2 separate regions of the Homo sapiens genome follow, and region 2 is linked to region 1. Evidence: chromatin contacts called from ENCODE Hi-C or POLR2A ChIA-PET data. All regions are on one chromosome and are shown on one strand. Each heading gives the region's core, a stretch centred on a gene start or an enhancer-like site at or near the end of the contact. The rest is flanking DNA. Distances are from core to core; before and after follow the strand shown.

What was found. A loop is a pair of places that touch in the nucleus more often than their neighbours do. ChIA-PET counts read pairs that join two places held with the same protein, here RNA polymerase II (POLR2A). Pooled maps may share reads with other maps.
Region 2: a map of CD8-positive, alpha-beta T cell shows a loop between it and region 1 (27-fold over the local background). The contact joins the promoter of ZNF713 here to the promoter of LANCL2 in region 1. A Hi-C loop is called at or near these places in 14 of 168 maps with a recorded cell type or tissue (B cell, CD4-positive, alpha-beta T cell, CD4-positive, alpha-beta memory T cell and 8 more), 11 of 37 single-sample maps with no recorded cell type and 31 of 50 pooled maps. POLR2A ChIA-PET finds 5 or more read pairs at or near these places in 1 of 52 experiments (Panc1).

Annotation. Positions count from the first base shown.
Region 1 is chr7:55,363,908-55,366,986 of GRCh38, forward strand. It overlaps LANCL2 (LanC like glutathione S-transferase 2), which reads left to right and starts at 1,430. Exons shown (of 9, transcript NM_018697.4): 1 at 1,430-2,322. The coding sequence starts at 2,119. RefSeq lists enhancers at 1,355-1,544, 2,165-2,624, 2,655-2,894 and a silencer at 1,615-2,034.
Region 2 is chr7:55,885,886-55,888,964 of GRCh38, forward strand. ZNF713 (zinc finger protein 713) reads left to right here and starts at 1,571. Exons shown (of 7, transcript NM_182633.3): 1 at 1,571-1,795. RefSeq lists an enhancer at 1,262-1,601 and a silencer at 1,722-1,771.

The DNA of each region.
Region 1 (3,079 bases), core at 180-2,679:
AAAGGGCCGCAGAAGGGAATCCCCTGTGCTCTGCATTAAAAAACCCCCAGGGGACAGGAGGCTGAAGAAAGGGAACCTACCACTTCTCCATAAAATAGTGTCAGTGAGCTGTCCAGGAGGGCAGGGGATCTGCCGATAAGAGAGCATTTAGGAAAATATGCCGACTCCTTAAATTGGGTTTCGATTTTTCAGCTTTTGAAAATATTGGTTTTCTTTAGGACAGGTTTCTGTACTTGCCAACAGTTGCCAGTTATCCACCAGCAGACTGCAGGAAGAAGAGACAATCTTCACCTCCCTCCTGGGTAGGGAGAGCTGAGAATTCACTAGGCTTAGCCTAACAAAGCCCGCAGTGGACGTTTCTGCTGTACCTGTCCAAGGCGTGATAGTTCCCCAGACTTTGGGGAATATCACCGTGGGTTATTTTGTCTAGTTAAGTCCCTGTGGTGGGATAAGGATGGCTCCTAGAGCATGTCGGCATCAGTAGTTCCTGGAGTGGATTTTCCTACACCGTCTAGGTATGAAAATTTGGTGGGAGAAAAGACCCCAGGAAAGGGGAAAGCAGGAAAGTGGAGCTAAGGGATGCTGCTATAACACTCATCCTGTTGTATCTGTTCTGTTTCCCTGAACTTTGAAGATAGTTATGCTGAGTACCCCCTTTAAAATGATTTTCTTCTACACTGTACCTTCCCATGGTCATGTTCTTGGTGGGGTGTGTTTCACATGTCCAGCCCTGTGGGGTTGGGGGGACACTAGAAGAGGTAGTGGGAAGCCAGACTTTCCCACATCATTCCACCGAGGCCACGGAGGCAGGAGGAACCGAGCCTTCCCTGTGCTCGGCACTGTGTTTTTCTTCATCATGTCACTTTTTACATTAACGTGTATTTTTGCTTGCTTCCAGAAAAGCACCTACATCAGCTATGCTGTAATCCTTGCTTTTCTCACCCAATAACTGGGAATCCCCAGAGAGCCAAAACTATCTTTTTAATCTCTTATTTCTTCATCACCTAGTACCATTTGGTGCTCAATCAACGTTTACTGAGCGGAAGAAAACGGAAATAAGACATTTTCCTCAAGGAGCAGAAATCATTACACGTATTTGGTCCAAACAAATAAAAATAAAGAGAACCAATGAAGACTGAAGTAAACCACATCACGATTACATAAATGTAAAGATCTGGTTGCTTGTGTCCTTTTTATAATACATACTATGATCTTTGCCAATTAACACTGGAGGACTCTTTCTGGTCGATAAAATGTTTGGATAATTAAGTATGCTTTCATTTTATGTCCCGGTATCAAAGATGTCCATTTATTCAAAACAAAGGGAGTGAACATAAAACATAAAAAGAAAAAAAAAAAGGCCTGTGGCTCCTCCTCCCAGACACCCCCCTCCAACAGTGATGAATAGGAGGGACTGTCTCCCTCCCCCATCCCTCGGAGACTAGCCTTGCAGTGTTTTAGACTGTTTTGAAATTCTGTTCTTTAGAAGAGATTTTTTTTTTCTTCTTAATATCAAACAAAGAACTGCTGCTATTCCTTTGGGCTGGCGCAGCAGGGGCCGGTGAAATGCAGGCTGACGACGGCGCGCCAGGGGCTGAGCTCGCCCCGGTCGGCGACGCGCACACACCTTGAGTGACAGCGACCTCTTCTCTACAGGTTTTCCCCGCGGGAGCGTGGCCCTAGCGGGCGTTCGGTTTTCTTTGGAAATCGCGGAGGGGGCTGGCCGGGCGCAGCGATCCCCACCCCGGGACTCCAGCCCCGGCCGTGCGCGTCGCCGCGGACGGGCTCTGCGGGCCACGGGGAAGGTGCGAGGAGGCGCGAGCAGGCTGTGAGCCGCTGGGCGCTCCCGCGAGCCCGCTCCTCTCCGTCGGGAGCAGGGCAAAGGCGCCAGGAACAGGGCAGAGGCACAGCGCCCACCGCCTCTGCGGCCGCCTGATGTGCGAGCAGCCCGCGACGAGGCAGTGCACGCTCAGACGCCCCGCTCCTCCCGCCAGCGCGCGGCCTCGCTCCTCCTAGAGGACGCTCTCTGCGCGGGCCCTCGGAGGAGGCGGCGGCGGGGCGAGCTGCAGCGCCGGGACAGGAGGTTTGTCCCCGCCCGCGCGCCGTACCGCGGCGGAGATGGGCGAGACCATGTCAAAGAGGCTGAAGCTCCACCTGGGAGGGGAGGCAGAAATGGAGGAACGGGCGTTCGTCAACCCCTTCCCGGACTACGAGGCCGCCGCCGGGGCGCTGCTCGCCTCCGGAGCGGCCGAAGAGACAGGCTGTGTTCGTCCCCCGGCGACCACGGATGAGCCCGGCCTCCCTTTTCATCAGGACGGGAAGGTGAGTCGGCGGCCTGGCCGCAGAGGCGCCGGAGGGGGAGCGCGGCGGTGGTAGCGTCCACCTTCCGCCAGGCGTGACGTCACAGGCGCGCGCCGGGCTTGGGAGGGCGCGGGATGATAGCGCCTAGCACCTGTCTCCGGGCCTTCCCGATGAGCCGCGCTTAGGGTCCGTGGGCTTCAGCTGCATGAACCACGTTCCAGCAGTTCGGCCCTCCTGGCCCCAACGCGCCTTTGAAATACGCGGACAGTGCGCTTTCCTTCTTGGCCCGAGCGGCGCTTCGCAATGCGGGCTTGTGCACTCGTGAGGCCCGCGGACACCTCCCGCCCCTGCGCGGCGGAGCGCTCCGCCGGCTACCTGCTCCTCAGAAGTGGCCTGGAGGCTGGATTTCCTTGGCCATATCTGGTCCCTGGGCTCTCGCCGACAAAGAAGCATTGTCCGTACTGTCTGTGTGCCCAGAAATGGGAAGCGGGTGTAAGGGGAGGCCAAACTTGACTTTCTTAGTGTCGCGAGGTGGGTCAGAGCGTTACATTGACATAAAACAGATTAACAACAGAAAAACATACATCTCTTGAATATGTTTTACGTGAAAAAGACACAAAGAAATGGCAAAACCCAAATACTTTTGTGCTAGGCAGAACCAAGAGCGGCAGCTGTGGGAGAGTAAAGTGTGCGGGGAGGCTAATGGAAGATGGAACTGCTTGAACCACGTCTAGGTAGAAATCTCCGCCTTGCTCGGCTCTGGTGCCGAGTGTTTCTT
Region 2 (3,079 bases), core at 321-2,820, 520 kb after region 1:
ATTCTTCCAAGCAATGAATATGCTCAAGTTAAATCATATGTTCATGGACGGTATCAGTGTTTGGCAGTACGTATCTATCTTAAAAACATTTTCAAAGATGAAATATGTAAAATCTCATTATAACCGGTAGAAACAGATGTACACAATTTTGATGCTGAAGAACACTAACTCTGGGGCCTAGCACAGTGCTGATGCCTGTAATCCCAGCACCTTGGGGGGCCTGAGGAGTAAGAATCCCTTGAGCCCAGGAGTTCAAGACCAGCCTGGACAACATAGTGAGATCCCCATCTCTACAAAAAAGTTTTAAAAATTAGCAGGGCGCAGTGGCTCAGGGCTGCTGTAATCCTGGCTACTGGGGAGGCTGAGGCGGGAGGATGCTTGAGCCCAGGAGTTTGAAGCTGCACTGAGCCATGATGGCACCATTGCCCTCCAGCCTGGGTGACAGAACAAGGCCCTGTCTGAAAAACAAAACAAAATAAAACAAAAAAAACTAACTAACTCCGAACTCCAATTAAGCAAAATGTTACGCCTAAAAAAATTCCATTCTTTGGCCAGGCGCGATGGCTGAAGCCTGTAAACCCAGCACTTTGGGAGGCCGAGGCAGGGGGATCACGAGGTCAGGAGATCAAGACCATCCTGGCTAACACGGTGAAACCCCATCTCTACTAAAAATAAAAATAAAAAAAAAATTAGCTGGGCGTGGTGGTGGCCGCCTGTAGTCCCAGCTACTTGGGAGGCTGAGGCAGGAGAATGGCATGAACCCGGGAGGCGGAGCTTGCAGTAAGCGGAGATCTCACCACTGCACTCCAGCCTGGGCCACAGAGCAAGACTCCGTCTCAAAAAATAAATAAATAAATAAATAAAATAAAATTCCATTCTTCGCATCAGTAGCATATACTATATAATGATATAATGATATCATTATTGTATTTTTTTTTGAGATGGAGTCTTACTCTGCTGCCCAGGCTGGAGTGCAATGATGTGATCTCTGCTCACTGCAACCTCCCCGTCCCGAATTTAAGCGATTCTCCTGCCTCAGCCTCCGGAATAGCTGGGATTACAGGCGCCCGTCACCACGCCCAGCTAATATTTGTACGTTTATTAGAGACGGGGGTTTCACCATATTGGCCAGGCTGGTCTCGAACTCCTGACCTCAGGTGATCCACCAGCCTCAAGCTCCCAAAGTGCTGGGATTACACGCGTGAGCCACCGCGCCCGGCCAATAACATCATCATCATTATATTTTGAGTTTCATCAATATGAAATTGATGGGAAGGAGGGGTGATTCCAGGACTGAAAGGAAGGCTTGTGTCGTCACCATGGAGATGGACAGTCCAACGCTTCTAATTGGCAGGGACGAAGGGACGGGTCCTCGGCCCGTCCCCCTCGTTCCTCTAGGACCGGAAAATTCTGGGAAGGCTCGAGGCCGCGGTCCCCGGGGTCCGCATAGTCCCGATGAAAAACAGACCCGGGAAAGCTGGTGGGAGTCAGGAGCCCCGGCGATGAGGATTGCGATGAAGGAAGCAGGCTCGGAGCGCCGCCAGCGCATGCGTATTGGGGATCTGAGGCCAGCGTCTTGCGCCGCCATTGCGGGGAGGCTGTCCTCAGAGCAGGTCTGGCGCGCCGGTGGCTGGACCGGCCCCAGGAGCCCAGTCACCGGGCGTCATTGGCTCAGGCTGCGGGGCCCTCGGCACCTTCTCCCTCCCGGGTCCACCGCGGCGGCGGCGGCGGCGGCGGCGGCGGCGGCGGCGGCGTCAGGGGGCGGAGCCTGCCGAAGCGCCCTTTGTCTGCGGAGGTGAGTGCGCGCCGGGAGGAGGCGGAGGCGGGAGGCGGAGGCGGGGGGCGGAGGCGGGGGGCGGAGGCGGGGGGCGGAGGCGGGGGGCGGAGGCGGGGGGCGGAGGCGGGGGGCGGAGGCGGGGGGCGGCGGGCGGCGGGCGGCGGGCGGCGGGCGGCGGGCGGCGGCGGCGGCGGGCGGCGGGCGGCGGCGGCGGCGGCGGCGGCGGGCGGCGGCGGCGGCGGGAGGCGGCAGGTGGCGGGAGGGGCGGCCGCTGTCCCCGCTGTCCCCATTCCTGTCACCCGCCCCGTGTCCCTTTCAGATTTTTGGTCTTTTATAGGAAGGTCTTACCCGTTCCAATATTATAAACACATTGTCTTCTACTATCTGGGAATGACTCTGAGGCTGAAGAAAAACTTGCAGTTTATTTTTGGGCAAGCGTCCATAGGTGTCATTTTGGGGGAAAGTTTTTCCTCATCTCAGGATTATGCAAACGTTCGGCTTTATTTTCTTATAATACGTTTAAAGAATTTTTAAAATATTTTCTTTTTCTCCTTTTTATCTGTATTTCATTGAGTATGATATTTGTGGTAAGGGGTTAGGTAGAGATTACCTTTTTCTCTCATTGCCTTGCTGTTATCCGTTGAGTCACTTTTCCACGGAATTGCAGTGACACTTTTATTACATTTTGCAGGCGTGTGTATGCTCAGATGTGTTTCTGTTTATTTATGTTTTTGTTTTGAGACAGGATCTCACTTTATCACCCAGGCTGCAGTGCAGTGGCACCATCATGGCACACTGCAGCCTCAAACGCCTGGGCTCAAGAGCTCCTCCTTCCTCAGCCTCCTCAGTAGCTGGGACCACAGGTGTGCACCACCACGTGCGGCTTTTTGTTGTTGTTGTTGTTGTTAGCGACCAGGTCTCACCATGTTTCCCAGGCTGGTCTCTGAGCGCAAGTGATCCTCCCGCCTTGGCCTCTCAAAGTGCTGGGATTACAGGCATGAGCCACGGCGTTCGGCCAGCTGTTTCTAGATTCTGTCACTGCCCTGACAGTTTCTGCACTGAATACATATACGTACATACATACATAGATTTTTTTCATTTAAAATGTTTAGGCCGGTTGCGGTCCTGTAATCGCAGCACTTTGGGAGGCAGAGGCAGGAGGATCACTTGAGCTCATGAGTTCGAGACCAGCCTGGGAAACATGGCAAGACCCTGTTGCTACAAAAAAAACTAGAAAAATTAACCGGACTTGGTGGTGTGTGCCTGTAGTCCCCAGCCACTCAGGAGGCTGAGGTGGGAAGA